3 separate regions of the Mus musculus genome follow, and regions 1 and 3 are each linked to region 2. Evidence: chromatin contacts called from ENCODE Hi-C or POLR2A ChIA-PET data. All regions are on one chromosome and are shown on one strand. Each heading gives the region's core, a stretch centred on a gene start or an enhancer-like site at or near the end of the contact. The rest is flanking DNA. Distances are from core to core; before and after follow the strand shown.

Region 1 (3,052 bases), core at 352-2,851, 52 kb after region 2:
TCTCAAAAAACAACACACACACACACACACACACACACACACACAAGGACATCAGGAACGGCTTCTGGTCTTTACTTCACTGTCACCACCAAATGGCTTTCTCCTGCCCAGGCTCTACTGAAGTGCTTTATGCTGGCTGGCTTTATGATAACTGAACACAAAAGGAACATCATTTTGGAAGAAAAAAACCCTTCAATTGAGAAAATGCCTCTACCAGATTGGCCTGTGAGCCAGCCTGGGTGTATTTTCTTAATTAATGCTATTAAAGGGCTCAGCCTGTTAGGGGTGGGGCCATCCCTGGGCAGGCGGTCACTGGTTCCATAAGAGAGCATGTCGAGCTAGCCATGAGGAGCAAGCCAGTAAGCATCACACTTTCCATGGCCTCTGCATCAGTTCTTGCCTCCAGGTGGTTCCTGCCTTGTTTGAATTCTTGCCCTGACTTCTCTGGATGATGGACTACAAACTGAAAGATGAAATAGACCCTGTCCTCCCCAGGTCACTTTTGGTCATGGTGTTTATCACAGCAAGAGACCCTAAGTAGCTCCTGCTCGCTCCCTCTGCCACCCTGCTCCCGGAGAGATCACACTTGAATCATTGTTGCCCACTCCAGACCTCCACCCTCACAAAATTCCCAGCATGCCTAGCGCCCAACTGGGCCTAAGCAGAGATTTGTAAGATGTCCAGCAAGAAAGCAGACTTCCAGGAACGGGGCCCTCGGTGCTCATCAACCCTTGGCCTCTGTTTAGGCAGTCAGAGGGAGGGCGGTCCGATTTAATATTTAAACAAGAGGCTTAATGTTGATATAGCAGTCAGGGGAAATTAGTTCCCTAGCTAGCCCTGAGCTGCTGGGAAAGACTTTCCTGCTGGCCAGTGCCTGGCTGGCCAGCCTGGAATCTTCACTAGGTGACAGATCCATAGCTTGCCTTGGGCCCCTTATGGGTTCTGTCTCCCTCAGCCATGAACAAAAATATCTATAAGCCAACTAGCCAGTGAGAAACCACAGGGCTGAGGATCTGATTTCACGTCCTGTCCCCGGGACTGGTTCCACCCAGGCAACCCCTCCCTTTCCCATTCTCAGAATCCAGCTGTGTAGCAGCTCTGACCTCTCCCCCAGAAAGCAGCAGCTGGAGGTTGCCAGGGTAACCGCACTCTGGAGGGTTGGGCCAGGGCAGGGGAAAATGCTGGCAGGGTATCTAGAATCAGGCCCTAGCAGAGAGTAGGGTGAGGGGTCCCGCAGGGAGTTGTGTGTGAGGCAGGAGCTGAGGGTCTAGTCTGTGGGTCTGTGGGTGCATTGAAGTTTATACGAATGGCCAGCTCCCAGCCCACACAGCCCCACAAGCCTGCACTTATCTCTAAAATCACATAGGGTCTAGCCCGAACCTCCACTCCCTGATGTGGGAGATGGGATGTTAAAATGAAGGATTTGGGTGCACACAGTGTGGCTCCTTTGCTAGTGGCATCCATGCTGGGAACCAGCATAGCTCAGCTCCTGTTTTTCGAAAAAAAAACAGGAACAAGTCAAAACTGGCCCCAACTCAGAGGCTGGCAGCTGGCAGAGGGCTTTTAAGCTGGACACTAACCAAGACATCCCAGCCCAGGAAGTGCATGAAAGCGGCCAGTGATGGTGGATGCCGAGATTCCCCTCACCGGGCCTCAAAGCGTCTCTCTCATCTAGGAATGAGTCAGCCCTTCACTCCTGTCACCCAGGCCCCGTCTGCCTTTCTGCCAGTTCTCCAGGGTACACTGCTATTTCTGCTGTGCTGTATTTTGGTTGGCAGTTTATGGCAGCTGGAATAAGGTCCAGAGTGGAGTGGCTGGGCAAGACACAGGCTGTTTGGATGAAGGGTGGAAGAAGATGAAGAACCTCTCTGTTCACTTGCTAATTTGGATCTCTGCTTCTAGATATGGCCCAGCTAGGCATGACTTGAGGAAGGTCTGGGACCAGGGCTGCCTCCTGCATCCGTCAGGAAGGCCTGCCCACAGGACCTCAGAGAGGACTCTGCAACTGCTCTATCCACTGTGCGGAGGGGCCATGTGGCCAAGTCTCAGACCGATGCACCCAAAGGAGCAAGCAGTAGACTAAGACCAGCCCTTCTGAGCTCTCAGCTCTGCTGGGGATAAGATTTTGAGACCCTCACCCAGCTACATGGCATTCTGAGTCTGATCCTGGGAAGAACCCAGAGATGCACTTAGCCCAGTCTCACTTTCTAGGCCCTTTACTGAGACCGGCTGAGAGTCGGCTAAGCTGGGATTACCCCCAGGTGCTGAGGAGCTGGAGGAGGCTCAGTCCCAGAAGGCTTCCTAAGAGGCTGTCTGCATCGTAGGTGGTAATGATGGTTGGGAGAGGTTCTGCAGGCAACATGGCAGGAGTGTGGTGTCAAGATGCTACTATGAGAAAGAGTTCTAAGAGGCTGTACTGGCTGGTTTTGTGTGTCAACTTGACACAGCTGGAGTTATCACAGGAAATGCCTCCATGAGATCCAGCTGTAAGGCATTTTCTCGTTTAGTGATCAAGCGGAGAGGGCCCCTTGTGGGTGGTGCCATCCCTGGGCTGGTCGTCTTGGGTTCTAGAAGAAAGCAAGCTGAGCAAGCCAGGGGAAGCAAGCCAGTAAGTAACATCCCTCCATGGCCTCTGCATCAGCTCCTGCTTCCTGACCTGCTTGAATTCCTGTCCTTTCTTTGGTGGTGAACAACAATGTGGAAGTGTAAGCTGAATAAACCCTTTCCTCTCCAACTTGCTTCTTGGTCATGTTGTTTTGTGCAGGAATAGAAACCCCAAGACAGGAGCCAAGAATATATGACTTTAGTGTGGATGGAGTCAGGGGGCGGGGCCAAGTTATGGAAGGCCTTGAATGCAGGGCCTAAGTGTTTTGTTTTGCAAACAGGGAGCTAAGGAAGAGATTATGGCGAGGGAGTGATGTATTTCCCTCCCATGTGCAAGCACGTTCAGGGTGTCACTCTATCTACCACCATCATGAGGCTGAACATCCCCCATCCCTAAGGGATCATCTCACTTTTTCCATATACATGTACAATCACAAAGAGTGCTTGT
Region 2 (3,054 bases), core at 173-2,672:
TTAACATGAATTGATGGAAAAGCCAGGTGCTGGGGTACCACCAACATGGTCCAAAAGGTAAGGAGAACCTGGGAATCAGGGGGAAGATAAGGGATCATGGGCAGTCTCTGGGAAAACTGGTCAGAATGTCATTATGGGGTGTTGTCACTCTGGGGTTTGTTTTGTTTTTTTTTGCCTTGGGCCAGAATGCTCCTTAGATGGTCCATACTGGACTGGTCACTCTCGCAAGAGCAAATGCCATGGCAAGAAGGCTGTCTTCACTAGGAGCCCTGAATCTTGCAGAGAGGAGAGAGGGCACCCTCCAAGACAGGCGCTGGCCTATTCTTGTCATACCCAAAGAGCTGGACACCTCAAGGGTATGTTTGTGTAACTGAGACTGGTCACAGTTCACATGGATGCTCTTAAGAAATCAGGGAGGAGCTGGACGGTGGTGGCCCACACCTTTAATCTGGCACTGGAGAGGCAGAGGCAAGTGGATCTCTGTGAGTTTGAGGGCAGCCTGGTCTACAGTGCATTCCAGGGCTACATTGAGAAACCCTGTCTCAAAAAAGAAAAAAAAAAAGAAAAAAAAGGAAATGAGGAGAGTGAGCTCTAGGATTGTGGAAGGGGCCTTGGTCGATCCAGTAACAGTGAGAGAGCAGATTTATAGACGTTAGACGGTCCCAGCATCCTCAGTGCCCTGGGCTGATGGCCAAGTCTAAGTGACACTTCTTTAGTGACAGTGCAGCTCTGTGAGTAACAAGAATGGCCAGGGCTTTTCTAGGTGACAGCTGGAAAGATCCTGGCCAACTACTGCCTTGTTTATGGCAAGAAGATGCACCCAACCCCTGTAGGGACACCCTACACATTTCTCCCATACACACACGCACCCCAAAGTACTCTTCCTGCCAGCTCACTCGTGTCCACTATTCAGGCCTGCATGTCTTCACACCCACACTCTCATTTCTCACACACGCCGCTGTCGGTTCCTCCACGCACACACCAGTGCACCTACGGTTCACACTTCACGTTCCCATTTACAAAAACCCTCGCACCTTTCACATCCCCCACGGGCGCAGGCACTTCAACTTTCTCACACTCACAAGTCACGCCCACTCAGGCGGGCGCGCACGTCACTCATTCCCTATTCTCATTCGCGCACACCCAACAGGGTCCTCAATGTCCACCCCGCGCTCGGGGCTCCCCCTTGGCCTGAGGCCGGGCCAGAGTGGCGCGGCCACTAGCCAGGGCGTGAGTCACGGTCTGCAAGGGGCCGGGTGGGGCGCGGGGCTCGTGAACCGGTGCTGGGCGCCCCGGATCGTACGGTATCCCCACGGTGCAAGCCTGGGGACCCCAGACCCATGCCGCCTACCGTGCTCAGCTGGGCCCCCATGGTGGCGAAGAAGAGACGGTGGCCTCACGCACGGTTCTACACCCGCTACTCAGCCGGCCGCTCCCCCAACAACCCGCCTCGGTCTCAACACCTCGGAGGCGGGGACGCCCTGCGGAGCCAGTCAGGAGCGCGGAGGTGGGCGGATAGGGGGCGGAGACTCCCAGTGTCCCCGCCCACTTCCGCTTGTGAAGACGGGAGTGCGCGCTGAGTGGCTGACGGCGCTGCACGGAAGAGGCTCGGCGAGAGACTGGCTACTGTGGCGCCTCTGTGTGGCTTCGGGAGGTAGCTTGTGGCTTCTGGGCCTGTTTTGTCCTGGTGAAGAGAACAAGATGTCGCCCCCGTGATGGGCTCTCAAATCCTGAGCCTTCGGTCCTGGGAGCCTGCCGGAGCTGATTGTGCTGGCCAGGGCTCTACCCGCTCACGGGGCGTGTTGCCAACACCGCTGGCTACAGAGTTCAGGCTACAGCCCTGCCCTGCCCCATTTTCAAGCCTGCGAACCAGTCGTTCCTTCCTGAACAAATCTCCAAACGTACTGAGGCCAGTTCCGGATTAAAGTTCAGGTGTCACCTCTTTAGCTAGGCCAGCTCTGGCCCTGTGCTCCCTCCAAGGGACGCCACTAGTGCAGAACGGTCTTTGTAGCGCTTCAGTTATCCTGCCTGTTTATTCACGATGCTCTGCGCCCACGTACCCATTCCACTAGATGGTGGGGCTTCCCCAAGCCAGGAGTCTGCAGTCAGTTCTCTGTGTACCCGGACCTCAGAACAGAGCCTATCACATACTCTATAAACACTCGTATGTCCCTGGCATTCCGGAGTTTTCTTCAACCTGGTCCTGGCCAGATAGGGAATGGAAGACTGCTCTGAGAGCGGCAGAGTGAGGAAGAGACTTGCTGCCTAAAAATTGAGAACTATTAACCAAACTCTTCAATACCGGAACACTTGATGACCCAAGCGTTCAATACCGGAAGAGGCAGGTGGATCTGTGAGTGTTCCAGGCTACACGGTGAGACTGCTAGTTACTTTTCTGTTGCTGTGGTAAAACACCATGACCGAAGGCAACTTTAGGGAAGATGGAGTTTATTGTGTCTCACAGTTCCAGGAGGATAAGAGCCCATTATAGCTGGAAGGCATGGCCGGCCACAAGCAGCAGGAAAACCTGGCTCGGGGAGAAGGATGCTGAGAGATAACACTGTACCTTAAGTGGGAACCTGAGAGAGAGCTGGAAGTGGGGCCAGGCTATAGGCTCTCAAAGCCACCCCAGGCACATTTCTTCATCCAGCAAGACCACACACCTCCGTACCTCCCCACAAACCATCACAAATTGGGGACTAAACGTTCAAATACACGTGCCTATGAGGGCCATTTCTTATTCAAACCACCACAGAGACCCTGTCTCAAATAAATAAATAAGGAGCAATGGTCAGCACATCTGTGATTCCAGAATTTGGATAGTGGAGGCAAGGGTTCAAGGTTATCTGACCCTGGCTACAGATTGACTTGAGGTCAGCCTATGCTACATGAGTCTCCGTCTCAAAGAAACAAACAAGTGAAAAAAAAAAAAAATCAGGAGCTAGGCTGTGGAAGGGCACCTACTACCCTGGGATATGAGGCTGGATCTAATATCAGTTAAGTATTATTCTGCTTTTAATCTCAGCACTTGGGAGGCTGAGACAGGAGGATCAC
Region 3 (2,797 bases), core at 138-2,637, 33 kb after region 2:
AGGCCCAGGGTTCGGGGGAGATATAAACAAGAAGAATCAGGACTGAATAAACTGCTGTTAGAAGGACTGGTGGTCGCGTCGTTCTTGCTGGTCGAGAGCGGACGCGACAACTATGCAGTCTTGGCTGACCTGGAACTTGCTCTGTAGACCAGGGTGGTCTCAAGTTCAGAGACCTACTTGCTTCTAGCTCCTGAGTGCCTAGACCAAAATAAAATGAATCTTAAAAAAAAAAAAAAAAAGAAAGAGAGAAAAGAAAAGATCCTAAATAGCTGTTGCCTTTGGATTACTGTGGCCAAAGGCTTTCTCCTTCTCATCCTCTTCAGATTACAGAGGCCTCCTGGGGACCTGTGACTCTCTGGGGGAGTCCACATAACACCATATCCAAATAGAACCAAAGCCCCCAAGGACAGTCCCACCTAGACTGAGTGGGAAAATGCTTGCTCTGTGAACCCTGATAGCCCAGCTGCAGCCTTGGGGGTTCCACCTTCTCTTCAATGTGCTCAAATTCATCGATCCCGTAAACTGGCACCTTGCTGAATTCTTGCAGTCTGGTTAGAGGAAAGCCAGTTCTGTGGCAACCTCTGGCTCTGGCCCCATCAGGACCCGTTCCCCTCCTGCCGCTGATCCTGTCCTATCTAGAAACACCCACACCCCCTTCCTACCACGGTTCCTTCTGTCCTGGGGCTTGCCCTGGCTGTCATGGGTCGGGAAGGTGCAGGAGTGTCCTAGAGTTCCAGACAGAGGAGAGTGAGCAGTCCTGTGGGGTCACAAGCCAACTGCAGACTGCAGCCAAAACACAAGGAGATATTTAGGAGGTGGAAGAAGTGAGAGGGTCTGGACCGAGAGTCGGGCTGTCTCTGGAGGGCAATAAATTTGAAGTGCAGACTGCTCAGCCACGCTCTGGGTCACAGAGGTGTGAGGGCTCTCTACTAACCCAAGCATGGCTACACTTCTGCTCTCAGGCCAATCCTGGATAACACAAGGCTGACAAGGCTGGTCATGGGTGAGGGTGGGGCTGACACTAACCTCTGGAGGTACCTGCAGTCTGCATGGCTCCTGCCTTGGTGAACTATCTCCCGAAGCCCAGTGGATTATGTGTAAATTTTGCTCTGGGAAGCTGGAGGGGTTGTGGATTCCTGAAGGAAGGCATTTGGATTGGCTGGGTCAGAGATTTCTCTACAAAGCTTCCCCTCCCCCTCCCCCTCCCCCACCCCTGCGACAGGATTTCTCTGTGTAGCCCTAGCAGGCCTGAAATTCACTCTCTAGACCAAGTTGGCCTTGAAATCAGAGATCTGCTTGCCTCTGCCTTCTGAGTGCAGGGGGGTGGGGGGGTGGGGAGGAGGAGCGGGGCGGAATTAAAGGTATGTGACACCGCCACCACCTCTTCATTATCTCAGCTTCATTAAGGCAGCCTCGCTAAGAACAGCCTGAAGACAACAGTGCCCCCATGTGGAGAATTGAAAAATAGGTTACAATTTGGCCAACCAATTGTAATACAATAGATGGGCAAGAGCAACCGCTGCCACCCTATCCCAGTGCCCCTCCAGTGCTCTGGCGCCCCAGCTAGCTCATGCAACTCTCAGTTTTATTATATTGAAAGGTGAGATCCAAGGGGCCAGTGATGTAGCTCAGTCGTGCTGTGCAACAGGCCACCAGCTCCTAGGTTTGATCCTGAAGCATCGCCTATAATGTGGAGGTGCACACCTGTAATCCCAGCACTGGGGAGGGGAGGACAGAGGGTCAGAAATTCAAACTCTGGCCTGTGAACTGAGAGAGCAGATAAAGACCACCAAGCCTGCCAGGCGGTGGTGGCGCAGGCCTTTAATCCCAGCACTTGGGAGGCAGAGGCAGGTGGATTTCTGAGTTTGAAACCAGCCTGGTCTAAAAAGTGAGTTCCAGGACAGCCAGGGATACACAGAGAAACCCTGTCTCGACAAAAACCAAAACAAAAAACAAAAAAAGGACCACCAAGCCTGAGAACCAGAGTTCCATCTCTCCAATCGACTCAGTGGAGAGAATTATCCTCTGACCTCCACATGGGCACTTCGACACGTTGGACCCTCCACCCCCCACCTCGCAACAAGAACTTTTAAGTGCATTCTTTATTTTAGATTTGTTTTATTTTTACTGTTTGAGTGTTTTGCCTGCATGTAGGTATGTGCACCACATGCATGCATGGTGCCCACCAGAGGTTAGAAGAGGGCTCGGATCCCCTCTAATTGGAGTTATGAATGGTTGTGAGCCATCATGTGGGTGTTGGGAACGTCTTCTGCAAGAGCAGGAAGGTGCTCTTCACCACCCAGCTATTTCTCCAAACTTAAAATTAGAAAAAAAAAATTAAATGAAGTTTAAGGTGATTCTTAGCTACTTTTAGTGTGTATTGAAGCCAACCTGGGCTACATAAGACCTTGTCTCAAAAAATTAAGAACAACTGGGCAGTGGTGGCGCACGCCTTTAATCCCAGCACTTGGGAGGCAGAGGCAGGTGGATTTTTGAGTTCGAGGCCAGCCTGGTCTACAGAGTGAGTTCCAGGACAGTCAGGGCTACACAGAGAAACCCTGTCTCGAAAAAGCAAACAAACAAACAAAACAAAAAACAAAACAAAAAAAATTTAGTAACAGGATAGAATAGAATGAGATTGGTCCCAAAATTATTGGGGTTGCTTCTGGTGTCCACTGTCTTAGTCAGTGGATTTCTTTGTTGTTGTTGTTGGTTGGTTGGTTGGTTTTTTTGAGACAGGGTTTCTCTGTATAGCCCTGGCTGTCCTGGAACTCACTTTGTAGACCAGGCTGGCCTC

What was found. Hi-C counts contacts between places; a loop is a spot of excess contacts on that map. ChIA-PET counts read pairs that join two places held with the same protein, here RNA polymerase II (POLR2A).
Region 1: a map of T-helper 17 cell shows a loop between it and region 2 (2.9-fold over the local background). The contact joins the enhancer-like site here to the promoter of Cyb5r3 in region 2. A Hi-C loop is called at or near these places in 4 of 37 maps with a recorded cell type or tissue (Patski, T-helper 17 cell and v-Abl transformed pro-B cells). POLR2A ChIA-PET finds 5 or more read pairs at or near these places in 2 of 5 experiments (Patski and embryonic stem cell).
Region 3: a map of heart shows a loop between it and region 2 (4-fold over the local background). The contact joins the enhancer-like site here to the promoter of Cyb5r3 in region 2. A Hi-C loop is called at or near these places in 9 of 37 maps with a recorded cell type or tissue (T-helper 1 cell, gastrocnemius, heart and 1 more). POLR2A ChIA-PET finds 5 or more read pairs at or near these places in 4 of 5 experiments (Patski and embryonic stem cell).

What each region holds. Positions count from the first base shown.
Region 1 is chr15:83,222,661-83,225,712 of GRCm38, forward strand. No RefSeq gene overlaps it. Among named protein-coding and RNA genes, the nearest start is that of A4galt, 28 kb to the right of the region's middle. Within about 2 kb of position 1,602, at least 3 of the 3 ENCODE cell types and tissues checked have a DNase peak (open chromatin) inside an H3K27ac peak, as active enhancers do.
Region 2 is chr15:83,170,761-83,173,814 of GRCm38, forward strand. It overlaps Cyb5r3 (cytochrome b5 reductase 3), which reads right to left and starts at 1,423. Exons shown (of 9, transcript NM_029787.3): 1 at 1,352-1,423. The coding sequence starts at 1,372.
Region 3 is chr15:83,203,909-83,206,705 of GRCm38, forward strand. No RefSeq gene overlaps it. Among named protein-coding and RNA genes, the nearest start is that of Cyb5r3, 33 kb to the left of the region's middle. Within about 2 kb of position 1,388, at least 1 of the 3 ENCODE cell types and tissues checked has a DNase peak (open chromatin) inside an H3K27ac peak, as active enhancers do; it is heart, where a contact is called at or near this core.